Linked DNA regions of Homo sapiens: region 1 is linked to region 2. The links are chromatin loops, found by intact Hi-C in ENCODE. Cell type or tissue: endothelial cell of umbilical vein. All regions are shown on one strand. Each heading gives the region's core, and the rest is flanking DNA. Links, peaks and the distances in the headings are about the cores only. Region 1 overlaps MAP4K3-DT (MAP4K3 divergent transcript). Region 2 overlaps MAP4K3 (mitogen-activated protein kinase kinase kinase kinase 3).

Region 1 (8,337 bases), core at 3,055-5,554, 100 kb before region 2:
GGAGGAAGAGGGCAAAAGGGGGAGGGAGGGAAAAAGGGAGATCTGAAGCAAATATGGCAAAATTTTATTACATGAAATACTATCTAGCACTTAGGGCTGGATTGTAGATAGATGATTTTTTGTCATATTATTTTGTATGCTTTTCTGTCTGTTTGAAATATTCTATTGTAAATAGATGTGCTAATCTTTATAATAATAATTCATGGTATTATTCACCAAATTTAACAGCCTAACAAAAGTTTAGAAGTAAAAAATTAGCAAGTGGCACATATTTTCCAGTTCTACTAGTAAAGAAACTTGTTTGCATCTGGGGAAGATAATATTTGCGGTGTAACTTCCCCACTCCCTTTCCAGCACATCCTTAAAGGACTCAAATGGAATGTCGTCCTATGACAAAGAAAAGTGCTTGTGCATATTAACTCCTCTGCTGCTGAACCAATTTGTGACAGGATGAAAGCGCTACTAGGAAACAAAGTGAAGAAGGATGGACACTCTATTCAGTATTTATAAATTTCTAGGTTTTTCCTTTTCAAGCCCCCTTAGAATCTTTACGAAAAAGGTCAACAGTTTAGCATGCCTCCAAATGAAAAATGTTATGTTAATGTATTTGCTAATAAATAATTCATTTCAGAGGCAAAATTAAAGGCTCAAGTTGGTAAATAAAGCATCCAGCACTATATCCATACGTGGTCTCTGACATCAAAATAGGATGAAGGGCCGGGCATGGTGGCTTACTCCTGTAATCCCAGCACTTTGGGAGGCCGAGGCAGGTGGATCACTTGAGGTCAGGAGTTCGAGACCAACCTGGCCAACATGGTGAAACCCCATCTCTACTAAAAATACAAAAATTAGCTGGGCGTGGTGGTGTGTGCCTGTAATCTCAGCTACTCAGGAGGCGGAGGCAGGAGAATCACTTGAACCCGGTAGGCGGAGGTTGCAGTGAGCTGAGACTGTGCCACTGCACTCCAGCCTGGGCAACAAAGTGAGACTCCATCAAAGAAAGAAAGAAAGAAAGAGAGAGAGAGAGAGAGAGAAAGAGAGAAAGAGAGAAAGAGAGAAAGCGAGAAAGAGAGAGAGAGAGAGAAAGAGAGAGAGAGAGAGAAAGAGAGAAAGAGAGAGAGAGAAAGAAAGAAAGAAAGAAAGAAAGAACGAACGAACCTCAGGGTCTCTGACCTACTGTGTCAGAGAGGGCATCACTGCAGCCAACTTGGGTAAGAGGAGACACAAAGCAAGTAAGACGTTAATTTCACATAAGAACAAAAATTAATATTTTTTCTCCTTCCCACTCTCCCTCATCTCCCTTCCTCTCTCTTTCTTCCTCTTCTTTTCTTTTATAGTACACATTAAAAGGGAAACACGTCAGCCAGAGAGAAGCAGCAAAATGCTTGGGGGTGAGGGGTTGTCCCCCACCAAGTACAGCACCATCTAGGCTGCTGCCCCAAATGGTGCCATAGTAGGGAAGCCCAAAACTAAAGCAGCCAACACTGCTGTCTTCCTTCACCCAGCAAAGAGCAGAACCAAAGCATCAAAAACAGGCAAAGGGGATTGGGGGAAGAAGGAGCCAGGTCTCCTACCAGGCAGGACTAGTTTCTCTTACCTCTCTAGTCCCTGAAAGGAAGCACTTCCCCAAAGGCAGAATCCCAATTGAGCTGATAGATCGTGCACTGTGCTACAGTCCAGTGGAATGTTGTCACCCAAGCTGGCCCTATCCAATGGGGAGGAGTAAACAGATGCAGGCAAGGGAAGAGAAAATAATCTCTGGCTGCCTGGAGGCACTCACATGGAAGCAGCTAGAGAAATGGTGTGTCGGAGTGCCCACCATGATACTTGTCAGTGGGAATCCAACCAACCACATAGTCAAGTCTGGCTCAAAATGGCTAGTAATGTCTACCATTGAAAATCTAGTTTCTATGTCAAGAAGAAATGTAACATGGAAGAGAAACTCAAAGAAATTGCTAAATGAAATGCAAAGCATGTCAAGAAAATGTGGAAGAAACGGATTCTGGTTTGATCCCACTTTGCGAGCAAAATAGATCTCATTCTAAGGGGTCATATTAAGAGCGGCTTTGGCTGGGTGCAGTGGCTCACGCCTTTAATCCCAGCACTTTGGGAGGCCGAGGTGGGTGGATCATTTGAGGTCAGGAGTTCAAGACCAGCCTGGCCAACATGTTGAAACCCCGTCTCCACTAAAAATACAAAAAAATTAGCCAGGCATGGTGGCAGGCGCCTGTAGTCCCAGCTACTTGGGAGGCTGGGGCAGGAGAATCATTTGAACTTGGGAGGCGGAGGTTGCAGTGAGCTGAGATTGCGACAGAGTGGCACTCTGTATCAAAAAAAAAAAAAAAAAAAAGAGGCTTTGGCTATAATGGGAATGCTGTGGAAAAGGCAAAACCACTAAAAAGGAAAAACAGTTTCATCTTACTATGGGATGAAGGAAATATGTTTTCATATGCTGTTTTCTAATATCATTTTATGTAGATGTGGTTTCCTAACTATAGTATAAGATACTCTGTCAGGAGCATATGCTTTTTGTTTTTTGTTTTTTGTTTTTCATTTTCCCCCAAAAGAACCTAATGTACTACATTGTATGCAGTAGGTGTTCAATAAATAGATTAATAAATTTCAGGAGATGTTGATCTCACCAGCACTTAAATCAATTTACTGTAATCAGATGATTAATAGCATTCATATGAAGAGAGCATATGGCACTAAAACACCAGAATCTGCCACAATCCTCTTCTCCCTATCTTAACACAGGAAGGCAGTAGGCAGGAATTGTTAGAAAAAAGCACAAACACACAACGATTGAGAATCCTTGTTGTGCCTTGAATTTGCTATGTGAGTCCTGCTTTTAGGATACTTAACATTTATTACAGCTTCAATTTCCACATCTGAAACGAAGGTAGGAGGCAGTAGTTTTCAAAGCAAATAAGAATTGTGGAGATAGACATCAAAGAGATAACTTGGCAGAGATTTCTACTGAATTCCCTGGCAGAGGGATTCCTGGCCTAATTCTGGAAGTGCCACAGGCTCCCCATGTTGTCTCACACAAGAAATTTATCCTTAATTACCTGCTTCATTTTCTTCATTTGAAAAATAAAGGAAATGAAGGTTGGCAAAGCCTGATTGAATAGCCGGAAAAGATTCTAAATTTGTCAAGATTCAGAGTCAATCACCCTCCATTATAGCTCTTAACCAGTATTTTAATACAAATGGAATTAGCTAAAACTTCAGTGGCCCTAGGGAGAGGGGCCAAATCCTGGCCTTAGGATGTAAAGTGATTTTGAGGGAGACATATGGAATCAAGGGGTTCAGCTAACCATTTGCACATGTCAATCAAGCAGCAAAGATCCTTCATTGCCAGGTGAGGGAATGGGTCACAGAAAAAAAAAGGGAATTGGAATTGTCCTTATTTCACTACACTCTGGAGATGCCAAAGTTACCATCTTAGTCCATTTTGTGTTGCTATAACAATACCATAGACTGGGTAATTTAAAAAGAAAAGAAATTTATTTCTCACAGTTCTGGAGTCTGGGAAGCCTGAGGGCAAAGTGCCAGCATCTGGAAACAGCCTTCTTGCTGTGTTATTCCATGGTGGAAGGCAGGAAGGTGAGGGAGGGAGAGAGCAAGAGAGACTGGGGAAGGAGGCTGAACTCATCAGAGGCTGAACTCATCATTTTATCAGGACCCACTCCCACAATCAGTGACCCACTCTGGAGACAATGGCATTAATCCATGCATGAGGGCAGAGCCCTCACAACCTAATCACCTCTTAAAGATCCAACCTCTCAACACTGTTGCGTTGCGGATTAGGTTTACAATGCATGAACTTTGGGGGACAAATTCAAATCACAGTGATAATACTTGAAAGAGTAAAAGAGGCTTGTTTGTTCCTAAGGTTTCTCCTTATTAAGCCAAGGGTCAAGAATGTGGAGCAAATGATGATTTATTGTTTTAAGACTGAATTGTGGCTTAATCTTGGTTCAAAGAGAATGGAAAAGGCTGTTACAATGTCAGAATGGTAGCAAAAAAAAAAAAAAAAAATCTGGTTCCAAATTCTATTATATCAGAAGTGGACTGGGAAGCAACAAACTAACAGGAACATAAGAAACACACGTGCCCCCAGAATCTTCAGTTATCTCATAATAAACACATTCACTGAAAGCAATGGTTTGGAGGACTATACCATATTTTGGAGCTATATTAAGTAACAGAGAGAAGAGGAAGAGGAAGGAAAATAGAATCTTATCAAGAAGGAAATGAGCCAAGCAACAGCAAAAGAATGTCTAGAATATACTGAAGTCAATCTAGTTAGAAACCCCGGAGACTTTTAACCCTTTTGGGAGGAGAACTTTTCATCTGTTGATGTTTCTTGGTTTACAGTGCTGAAACCTGACGAAAGTTCAGTCAGAACTACAGGATTGTATGTTATGTTTTTAAATGTATTATGGAAGCATCAACTTGTCATTGAAAAAAACAACAAATTTAAACAAAATAAGATCAAGATCATGTAAAATTGAATACAACATTTACAAATAGATTGATTTCTAATGCAAACATTTGTAGCCCCAAATGGAGAATATTACCTGTCCCAGCAGGACTATTCAGATAATGAAAGTTGAGTCAAAAGATGTAACTCAATTTGTTAATGGGGTTCTTGAAGTGCTCATGGAAAATAAACAAATTTCCTACCCACAGCAAAGATAATTTACATATATTGGATATCATTAACCAGGTAATTGCCATCATCCTAATTTATTCCTTGATTCTTAACTCGTTTCAAAAACAAAGTGGCTTCTCTGCCAAAATTCTATTCATTCTTTTATAAATGCAGAAATTTCTTCACTCTCGAATTCCACTAATTTCCATTATCGTTAAATTAGTAGATTAAAACTTTGTCAAGATCTTCTTTATTGAACCTATTTGTTTATCTAATTCTGCCATCCTTATTAGGGGCTTTTAACTCAAAAATGTTTGGTTTTGGCTGGGCACAGTGGCTCACACCTGTAATCTCAGCACTTTGGGATACTGAGGTGGGAAAGTCACTTGAGGCCAGGAGTTCAAGACCAACCTAGGTAACATATCAAGATCCCCATGTGTACAAAGAATAAAACAAAAATTAGCCAGGTGTGGTGGTGCATGCCTGTAGTCGCAACTACTTGAGAGGCTGAGGCAGGTTTGCTTGTGTTTGGGAGGTCGAGGCTGCATTGAGCTATGGTCACGCCATGGCACTCCAGCCTGGGCAACAAAGTGAGACTCTGTCTCAAAAAAACAAAGAATAAAAACTTAAATAAATAAATAATATATATAATATGTGTATATTATACAGGTGTGTGTATATGTGTGTATATACATATATAAACATTTGTAGGTATAGATGTGTGTAGGTATATATATGTATATATTTTTGTGTGTTTTTATTTCTATTTACTGGTTTCCGTCCTAAAGCTAATCACTGGGGCCTCTGTTTTTCCAACTTTAAAATGAGTGCAGGCCAGGTGTGGTGGCTGCCGCCTGTAATCCTAGCACTTTGGGAGGCCAAGGCGGGTGGATCACCTGAGGTCAGGAGTTCAAGACCAGCTTGGCCAACATGGTGAAACCCCATCTCTACTAAAAATACAAAAAATTAGCCGGGCCTGGTTGCGGACGCCTGTAATCTCAGCTCCTCGGGAGCCTGAGGCAGGAGAATCACTTGCACCCTGGAGGCAGAGGTTGCAGTGATCTCCACTGCACTACAGCCTGGGCAACAAGAGCGAAACTCTGTCTCAAATAAATAAATAAATAAATAAATAAATAAAATAAAATGAGTGCTTGTATCAAATAAGCCTAACATTTAGGAAAATATATTTCAGTACATATAATGGAAGCAGCCTACTTTCAGAAAGACAATGAACTGATGAAAAGGGTGGTTTTTTTTTTTTTACATATTAGCTATAAAATAATTACTAAGAAGTAAAATTCAGTCACATTTTAATTCTATCAGGGTCTTAGTATTACTGAAATCAAAGCGTTTACTATTTGGTGTTACCAAATTCTCTGATGAACCGCCTTCTATTGAAGTTTTACATTTTTAAGCAAGAACAGTGTTACAGATTTCCTATACAGCCATTTAAATTCACCATGTGATATTGAATTACATTGCATTATAATGAATCATTGCCACTAGGCCAACAGGAAGTAACAACAGAAAAAGCCAAGCAATGATGTGATTTTTTTTCAGAGTTAACTGGATGTTGGCTATATTTCAATGTAGAACTTTTCTTTCTATAGAATAGATAAGAATTCCAACTTACACAGGTGCATATGTATTACATATGCATAATATATAGCAGATAATTATATGTACACAGGCAATTGTACGTAGATGTACATATATAAATATACACATATGACTTTTAAATTCTACCACATATACATTGCTCTTGTTTCTCTCAGTTACAATAAAAAGGACTGTATTTCAATTTTAGATATTCTCACTACAAAGAAATAATAAGAATGTAAGGTGATAGATATGTTAATTAGCCTGATTTGATCATTTTGCAATGTATACATGTATTGAAACAACATATTGTACCTTATAAATGTATAAAATTAGTCAATTAAAAGTGAAATAAAATTTTAAAATCCATATTGTAAAAATCTAAATTTAAAAAATCATTATAAAAATAGTCTTTATACATTACATTTCATCTGCATCTGGTATGTGGTTCTTCGAATATCTATTTTTTTCCTGCATCTAGTGTGATACAATTTTTCTTATGAAAGTTAGATTTTCTTTCCATCTGAACACATCACAAAAGCGATCACATGTATTTCCTTCACAAATCTCCAAGAGAAACTTTCTACAAACTAAGAAACAATAAGCAAATTGTTTTAAAAAGCTATAACCAGCCAGGCGCCGGTGGCTGAAGCCTGTAATCTCGGCACTTTGGGAGGCCAAGGCGAGCAGATCACCTGAGGTCGGGAGTGTGAGACCAGCCTGACCAACATGGAGAAACCCCATCTACTAAAAATACAAAATTAGCCGGGCAATGTGGTGTGTGCCTGTAATCCCAGCTACTTCGGAGGCTGAGGCAGGATAATCGCTTGAACCCGGGAAGCAGAGGTTGCGGTGAGCCGAGTTCGCACCATTGCACTCCAGCCTGAACAACAAGAGCGAAACCTCGTTTAAAAAAAAAAAAAAATATATATATATATATATATATATATATATATCTACAACCCTGAAAATGAGCTCTTAAAAATGAGATTCTTTTTAAAGATTAATCTTGGTAAATTACTCTGTTGTAACTGATTCTTTTGGATAGTGCTTATTAATGTAGAAATGTGTGACAGTTCAATCATTTTCAGTCCTGCAAGTAATTTGCAATACAATTAGAAACTCATTTCTGTTTTGCTTTGGGTTTTTTATTGTTGTTGTTTTTTGTTTTTTTTGAGATGGAGTTTCCCTCTTGTTGCCGAGGCTGGAGTGCAATGGAGCCATCTCGGCTCACTGCAACCTCCACCTCCCAGGTTCAAGCGATTCTCCTGCCTCAGCCTCCCCAGTAGCTGGGATTACAGGCGCGCACCACCATGCCCGGCTAATTTTATGCATTTTTAGTAGAGACGGGGTTTCACCATGGCCAGGCTGGTCTTGAACTTCTGACTTCAGGTGATCCTCCCGCCTCAGCCTTCCAGAGTGCTGGGATTACAGGCGTAAGCCACCGCGCCTGGCCTTTTTTTTTTTTTTCGAATTAAGAAAATTCCGTTAGCCTTTTCTCCATCTCCTCTAATTCTGGTAGCATCTTTGGACCCCTAACACTTGGCATCTGCTACTTCAGACAAACAAACCCTATGTAAATGACAAAGAAGGGGCCTCCCAACCTTCTCCCTGTGTTACTATTTCAGAAGCACTACTCGGGGCACAGTGGTACAAATTTCTTATGGCCACTAGCATCTTTTTTCAATTTTCAAAGTAATCATCAAACATCTGGGTCAATTATACTTAAATTACAGAAGCACGGAATTTTAGGCAACAGGCCCCTCATTTTACCTCAGAGATTAAGTGACTTGCTCAACATCACACAGCCTAGTAAATGGAAGTCTTGCAACCAAACTTGAGCCCCATTCCTCAGTGAGTAATCCTGAGTGTGTGTACGACAAGATAAATACAAATAATCGTGTTGTGTTCTTTACCGAAGAGAAAATGAGGATCAGCACTCTAAAATATCATTTAGCTCTATAGGGTTCCAGGCTATTCTGGTCCTGTTTTAAGTGAATAGGAATTTGTACATTACATAAACAAAGCCAAATTTTCAAATAAGGAATTAAGACAAATGCAGCAGCATAGGAGATGTT
Region 2 (8,337 bases), core at 3,660-6,159:
GGGGCTAATGTATTGGATATTGCAGATACAGATCATTTCCATCAATGCAGAAAGTTCTTTTGGACAATGCTGGGTTTTCTTTGTTTTGTTGCTGTTGTTGTTTTGAGATGGAGTTTTGCTCTTGTTACCCAGGCTGGAGCGCAGTGGCGCAATCTCAGCTCACTGCAACTTCCGCCTCCCGGGTTCAAGCGATTCTCCTGTCCCAGCCTCTCGAGTAGCTGGGATTACAGGCACATGCCACTGCGCCCAGCTAATTTTTGTATTTTTAGTAGAGATGGTGTTTCATCATATTGGTCAGGCTGGTCTTGAACTCCTGACCTCAGGTGATCCGCCTACCTCGGCCTCCCAAAGTGCTGAGGTTACAGGCATGAGCCACGACGCCCGGCTTGAGCCACCATGCCCGGCCGACAGTGCTGTTTTAAAGCAAGGATCAGCAAGTTGTCGATAAAGGGTCAGATAGTAATACTTCAGGCTTTGTGAGCCATATGGCCTCTGTCTTAGCTACTCAACTCTGCCATTGAATTTTTTTTTTTTTTTTAATACTGGTCTTACTCTGTTGCCCAGGCTTGAGGACAATGGTGTGATCATAGCTCACTGCAGCCTTGATCTCTTGGGCTCAATTGATCCTCCTCCCACCTCAGCCTCTTGGGTAACTGGGACTATAGGCACATGCTACCAAGACCAAGCCCAGCTAATTTTTGTATTTTTTGTAGAGACAGGGTTTCACCATGTTTCCCAGGCTGGTCTTGAACTCCTGGGCTCAAGCGATCTGCCCACTTTTGCCTCGCAAAGTGCTGGAATTACAGACATGAGCCATGTACATGTGGCTATGTACCAGTAAAACTTTTATTTACAAAAATAGACATGTTTGCTGATCCCTATTTTAGAGAATTTGCCCTGTTTCCTATTTTCATGTCAGCTCAGGGTTTATTGGTATATTAACCTTATAATTTATCATCCAAATTTAATAAATGTTCAGTTGTTTAAGAGTGAACACAGGCACTCTTATTGTACTGGTAGAATTATTAATAATTCTACCGGTACAATAGGCATAACCAGGAGTACTCTGGGTAAACCAGGGATGTATGTCACTCTGTTAGTTTTCCTATGAATTGGTTGCCCTTGTAGTGGACACATACCTAGTGACATGATTTGGCTGTTTCCCCACCCAAATTTCATCTTTAATTGTAGTTCTCATAATCCCCACATGTTGTAGAGGAACCTGGTGGAGGTAATTGAATCATGGCGGTGATTACCGTCTTGCTCTTCTCATGATAGTGAGTTCTCATGAGATCTGATGGTTTTATAAGGGGCTTCCCCTCTTTTGCTTGGCACTTTTCATTCCTGTTGCCACGTGAAGGAGGACATGTTTGCTTCCCCTTTTGCCTTGCTTGTAAGTTTCCTGAGGCTTCCCAACCCTGCGGAATTGTGAGTCAATTAAACCTTTTTCCTTTATAAATTACCGAGTCGCAGGCAATTCCTTAAAGCAGCATGAGAACAAACTAATACACCTAGTCTAATCAACTTTGGGAAAGCGAACATGAAGCCATCCCTTCAGCAGTGAGCATGGGTTATCCATTTTCTTCTGAAAGGGAGTAGTTGTATGGGAAGTACTCTGAGGTTTGGCTGGCCTGGTACACTCAAAATAGTCTGTGTTTTCTGTCCCCAAGCCTTTGCTCATGCTTTTCGTTCTGTGCCCTTTTCCCCATCCCTTTTGTATGTTTTTCCTAATTCAGGCCATCTTTTCAAACCTCTGCATAAATGGTAACATCTTCATGCCATCATTCCTGTAATACCTTTTCAGGCTTATAAGTTGGTGGTTACATTTTCTAAAAGTCAGTAACATAGTGCTTTAAACTGGGTCCCCAAACCTGACTGTGTATCAGCAGTACCTCAGTAGCTTAAGATACAGAATCCTGGGTCCCATTCTTAATCGCTTGACCTAGAATTCAAAATTTGTAGCAGTATTTTGTTATTGTTTTGTTTTGTATTTAAACTCTTTATATGATTTTTATATAACCAACTAGCTGGTTCAGTATTTGGAATCTGTTGATTTAGAATGAAATTATTTGATATAAACATTGACTTTTAGAATTAGAAGGAACCTTAGAAATAGCCTGTCTTCACCTTCATGTTATTAAATTGTGGGCAGAGGGGTCAGGAAGAAGACACAAGGGAAATTACTTGCTCAGATCCCATTGCTGGTTACTGGCAGAGCCAGGACTAAACGTTGTTAACTCTCACTCAGAACTTGTATTCATATTCACATCGGACATGCCCTTCTACATAGTAAGGTTTGAGTACTCCAAGGGGCTCAATACATAGTAGATGATGGTCAGATGTTTTACTGATAATGACTGTTTCTAACCCACTTTATATTGTACCTAGCACATTTTTTGGCTCTTAATGATTGCTGCTTGAATATGTTGTTAACCCTCAGTTCACTCTCAAGGAATGCCTTTCTGATAGTTGGAGATAATTCCACAATCTGCGTGAAATCATCTCAGAAAAATTCTTTCCAAAACTAGTTCAAATCTGAATGGCCTCTGAAAGGCTCACTGAATCAAACTAAATTCTGGTACAGCTTTGAAAGTTAGTACTTTCCCAGAGCCCCTCTAAGCCGAGATCGGTCTAGACCTGCAGGATTTTCCTCACCAGTCCACTTCCATTTTAGAAAGGTTACCCAGAACCTATGGGAGTATGTGGTGGGGGACGTGTATACTGAAATAAGGTGTGAGACCAGGGCCAGGAAAAGGCTTGTGGGAAGTGGTGGTAGCCTAAGCTGAGCTTCGAAGGATGTCTGTTAGGCCAGGGGAGGGAGCTGGAACAAAGCGTGGATGGCTCTGGGGAATAGCAGGTTGTTTAGTTTGGCCAGAGGATAAAGTACAGGTTAGGGAGTGACTAGAAATATAGATGGGGGCCAGATTAAAATGTGGTATTTCACAATTTCATATCCATAGGCAAAAGAATGAAACTGAAGCCCTATCTGACACAGTATAAAAATTCACTCAGATTATAGACGTAAATTTAAGAAAACTATAAAACTTAGAAATCTTAGAAAAAAAAATCATAGGAAAAAAGTATTTGTGACCTTGGGTTAGGCAAATGGTTTCTTAGCTGCAACACTAAAAACACAAGAAACAAAAATTAGTTAAGTTGGACATCATCAAAATGAAAAGGTTTTGTGTTTCAAAGGATACCCATAAGAAAATGAAAGCATGTAGAATGGGAGAAAATACTTGCAAATCATGTGACTGATAAGGGATTTATATCCAGAATATATGTGAAGAACTCTTACAATTAACAATTTAAAAAGAATTTAAAATGGACAAAGAATTGAATAGACAGTTCTCCAAAGAAGATATTCAAATGGAAAATTGAAAACAGGTCCACACAAAAATGTGTACACTGATGTTTATAGCACCATTATTCATAACAGCTAAAAAGTAGAAACAGCCCAAATATGGTATTTCCATACAATGGAATACTATTTGGCAGTAACACATAAATGAGTTTGAGACATGGATGAGTCTGAAAGCATTACACCAAGTGCAAGAAACCAGAGTCACAAAGGACCATGTGTTATTTGATCCCATTTACATGAAATATTTATAATAGTCAAATCCATAGAGATGGAAAGTAGATTAGTGGTTGCCAGGGATTGAGAGTCAGAGGAATATGGAGTGACTGCGAATGGGTCTGGGGTTTCTTTTTGAGGTGATGAAAGTGTTCTAAAATTAGTTAGTATAGTTACATAACTCTGAATATACTAAACACAACTGAATCATACACCATGAAAGGGTGTACTTCATGGTATGTGGATTCTATCCCAATAAAGCTGTTATAAAAAGTGCTGTATTTAGTGAAAGCTTTAAATACTCTGACAGGGAATTTGGATTTTTGTCTTTAAAGCAATGATGTGTTGTACCCTTGCAGAGTTATAAGTCAAGAACAGCATGATGAGAACATCATTGTGGGAGCATTTGAAGAATGGTGGTCAGATCAGTGTTGCAGCAGACTAGATCTAGCTGCTTAGAATATTTTATCCTGTTTTCTGCCCTTCACAAGTATGAACATTTTATGTTACATATTCTGAATTCAAAATTTTTAACTTTATACGTGCTAATATTTTATAATTTCTATCTTGCTCTCCTTTTTAAAAAATAAACTGCTCAAGGTGATTGAAAAAAAGAATAGCAGTTGCAGAATGTTAGAGATAATATTGACTTTTAAATTTACCTTTGTGTGTAACCTTGACTACAGTCAATTTAGAGATAGCAAAATATGACTTATTTTAGGCAGAAGACCAAGATTCCTGGTGAATCATAAAGCTTTAAAGACCCTTTATTAATAAACATGGATTTTACTAAGGAAAGGCTTAGAAGTGAAGTTTCTTAAGGACTTTCAATTGTCTGTTTTCCCCTTTTTGTGAAATATCTTAATACTGCCAAATAAATTACATATTGGAAGATATTTCTAACATCATAGAAAGCAAAAGAACAGTAATCATTTTAGCTCTATGTTTTTTTCAGTTAACCCTAAAAAACTGTAATTTAAAAACTGTTAGCCTTTAGGAAATTCTAGACTGATTTACCACTTGAAATAATTGTATTCATAAGTCAACCCTATAGGAAATATTGACCTTGGTAAACCACTCATCAGTAGTTAGTGTCATAATTTTTCTGTTAAATATATGCTGGTGTTAGTAAATCTATTTTTAGAAGAGTACATTGTGTACAGCAACCATTTTGGACAAACACTGTGTAACTTGTAAATAGAGAGTGTGCCCTCCTGTGGTCATTGGTAACAAAAATCTCAGTTATAATCATCCTAGCTTTCTGAGTTCACATTTGTCTGCTCTTCCATAGTAGAATCACCCATACTCTGAATTTCTTCTCAGTAAGTAAAAAACCATAGCATGATTTTTAAATGGTGGCAGTTGTCTTATTTGGAGGAGATGCTAAAGGAGAATCCTACCAGAGAAAAGATATCAAAGTGTGAGGAGAGGCAAGTAGTTGTGATGGTGCTTGAAAAGCTTTATGACTATTACACCTGAATGTTTTTCAGATACACTCTGCCTCCTTTACAGAATGCTCCCAGAATGATATTCTGGTTTTATTTCTATTTCATCATTTATATATGTTTTCTTCCTAGAGAAAGGAACTAGTATCCAGCACTGTCTATTTGAAACATCTATCCCATTTTATGGAAATTAAGTTTAATTTGAAATAAGTCTTCAAATCTCTTTTGTACTGCCTTGAGTGTTTATTAGTTATGGGGATTTTGTTTGAAGGAACAATTTTTAAATGAATTTTCCCTGCAAATTTTATTAATTTCTATGAGATCTCTTAATATCTTTGTTCTTCTTAGAGTTAAATGGTTAAATTTTATATTTTCAGCAATGACGGTGCCTCATATCTTAGATCTTTGGCTGGTATTTTTAGTGCCCTAGTATTCTTAGAAGAATTCCACTGTTAATGGTGTTACCATCTCTTGCCAGGTGATTCACTGATTTTCACCAATCCATTAATAAGAGAGTGTTGCAACTAGGAATAAATCTGGTCACATGAATGGATCTTTCTGTGATCAGGGAATGGCATGTATTGTTCTTCATTGGTGGTATGAATATTATTTGTAGTTAACAGTTTAAAATATCAAATTGAAAGTTCTGATCCAATTATAAAATATCTTAAATTGACAAAGACTTACTGCCATTTTAATATAGTTTCTGCTTATTTATATGTGTATTATATATAATATATATTGTTATATGTACACATAAATACACATAATATAATTATGTGTACTTATATACATAATTATACAGTTGTAAATGCCAGGAATCTATAATTTGATTTTTTAAAGTGATTTTTAATATGTGGCTTACAAAAATAGGTTTTGCATTGAACTACATGTATTTGACTGTACCATCAGGTGTGTTTAAAAGGATGCAGGGGGCCTGTTTTCATAATTATATACACAATTGTGTTAGCCTTTCATATCCTAAAGCTTTTAAATGAAAAAATATAAGGCTAGTTAATTAGTTCAACTAGCCTTTGAATGAATAGCAATACAGTGTAATACTTAAAGGCTCAGACTGTGGAGTTAGACTGCCTAGGTTTGAATCCCAGCACTGTCGACTCACTGGCTGTATGACCTTGTTAAGTTCTTTTGAGTTCTATGTCCTTTAGTTTCCTCACTTGCAAAATGAGAATAATATCAGTACCTATTTTATAAGGTTGTTGTGAGGATTAAATGAATTAATATTAAAACATTTAGAATAGTGCCTGGCACATCCGTACTAACATCTAAGTGTATATTAGCTATTAGTTTTGCCAATATTAAATTTATACATAAATGTTGAAATTTATTGTGAAGGAAAAACTATTTGTTTTGTAAATATAAATTACATTTGCATTTCTTTTAAAATATTTTTATATAACTGAAAACAGTAAGCTAAAGTGAAATTTTATACACTTTTTATGAAAGCTTTCTTCACAATAATCCTTTTTTCCTCTTTCTTTTAGGCACGGAATGTTAACACTGGTGAATTAGCAGCAATTAAAGTAATAAAATTGGAACCAGGTAAATTGTTTGAAATTCATTTTTTCTTACTGCTAGAAAGCCATGGGATATCTTAAGGCTTATTTTAATGATGTTTGGTTAACATTCTCTTGTTTTCCCCAACATCTGGGATAAATAGAGCTGCTTGTATGCCCTTTCCTCCACTTCTTCAAGTTCTGCATACAACACACCTTGCTCAGTTCTTCCCTGAAAAGTAACTGATAATTGGGGGAGGAAGGGGAACTCCTCCTGAAAAGACTTTGTTCTTTCTGAACTCAGTTGAGCTAACTTGTGACAAGCTGATAGTGGTTTATTTCCAGGCTGACGTCTTGTGGTGTCAGTGTGATGTAGTGGAAAAAACAGAACTGAAATTTAGGTAGTTGTAGTTCAGTTTGTCTCCCACTCCCTTGCTCTGTGAACTTGGGCAAATAGCTTCATGTCTCTGAGTCTCAGTTTTTCTCAGGAGATCTAGCTTCCACATTCTGTATTTCATTGCTATCCCAGCAGTTGTCTACCAAATTGAGCAGCTTATTGTAAAGCCCCTTAAGGCTACTCCTTATTTTTTGTCTGCTTCAACTATGTTCTTTGAATTCCTCCTACTTCCCTCAAAACCCACATTTTTCTTAGCTAATTACTCACTCTTTGTTTATTCTCTCTTAGAAACCCCTTCCCACTCTTTCTCCTTCCCACCATAAGCAAGTCTATAATTGTGCTAGTGTCTAGACCGAGTACCACAGCAGTTAGTGCCTTTCTGATGACTTCTTCCTTTACAAGCTGATAATAAGAGTTTATTGGTGAAACAAGTTTTAGCTCCAGTATGAACAGAAATCCATTCAGAGACTTTGCAAGAGTGGAAAAACTTTTTCTGTTTAAAAAAAAAAAAAAGGCCAAATAGCCAATACTTTAGACTTTGTAGGTCATGTATGGTCTCTATATTCAGTTCTCCCTCTTTCCCTATAGTTTGCTCACCCCTTATTTAGAGCATCAATAAACTTTTTAGAAGTGATATTAAAATGAAAATTTAAGGATGTGCTGATTGACTGTGATCAAACCACACATAAATAAAATGAATTAAAAAAATTTTCCAGTTATACATATTTACAGATTTTATGTAGTCGTTATATTCTAAACATCGCAAGACAAGATGTTTATCTTTTTTCTGAATCTCCTACTCTTCAATTCATAAGAAATTTAAGAAGGATATTTGAAGTTGTTGAAATATTAGCTACAAAAAGAAATTTGGCATTTAAAGCAGGGCCTTCATTTTTAATCATTAAGCAGTGACTGTGTTACTTAATGAAATGGTTCTAATGAGAAGTATTTTGTGTATACATCATTCCCTCAAGAAACCTTCTCTTTCAGGAAGCCTTGCTTGACCCTGGGTCTAATTAAGATGACTCCTGAGTGATTAGCTCTGCTGTAGCACTGACCATAGCTATATTGTCATTCTAGACTTGCCTTTCTTTGTTTCTAAGTTTTAATCAAATTTGTGCCCCCAGCACTGAGCTTAGGGCCTGGCACATAGTACTCATTCTGTACATCTTAAAATTTCCTTAAAAAATTAAAAACTTGAAAAAGCTTACTGTTCAAGTCAATTATTTTCTGTTCATGAAATGTTCAAGTTGTTGCACTGTCAGTCTTGGACACTGCCATGTGTATATTGATCAATGTAATAAAAGTAGAATATACAACTATACAAAAGGAAAAAAATAAAAATCATTCATATTCTGCCACCCAGAGAAAACAAAGGTTAATCACCATAAATATGTTTCC

The links. A loop is a pair of places that touch in the nucleus more often than their neighbours do. Peaks named below come from ENCODE experiments on the same cell type or tissue, not always from the same donor. Only the 100,000 strongest peaks of a DNase experiment are listed, where the experiment ranks them.
Region 1: it touches region 2 in a loop (2.9-fold over the local background); 11 of 110 quality-filtered maps call a loop at or near these places.

Annotation. Positions count from the first base shown.
Region 1 is chr2:39,479,630-39,487,966 of GRCh38, reverse strand. All of the region lies in intron 3 of MAP4K3-DT (MAP4K3 divergent transcript), which reads right to left. Among named protein-coding and RNA genes, the nearest start is that of MAP4K3-DT, 46 kb to the right of the region's middle. In endothelial cell of umbilical vein, for the core only: no CTCF peak of the experiment used is centred there; DNase peaks (open chromatin) are centred at 3,576 and 4,196; H3K27ac peaks cover 2,361 bases.
Region 2 is chr2:39,376,314-39,384,650 of GRCh38, reverse strand. It overlaps MAP4K3 (mitogen-activated protein kinase kinase kinase kinase 3), which reads left to right. Exons shown (of 34, transcript NM_003618.4): 2 at 6,528-6,585. Among named protein-coding and RNA genes, the nearest start is that of MAP4K3, 57 kb to the left of the region's middle. In endothelial cell of umbilical vein, for the core only: a CTCF peak has its summit at 4,783 (motif pointing left); a DNase peak (open chromatin) is centred at 4,700; H3K27ac peaks cover 683 bases.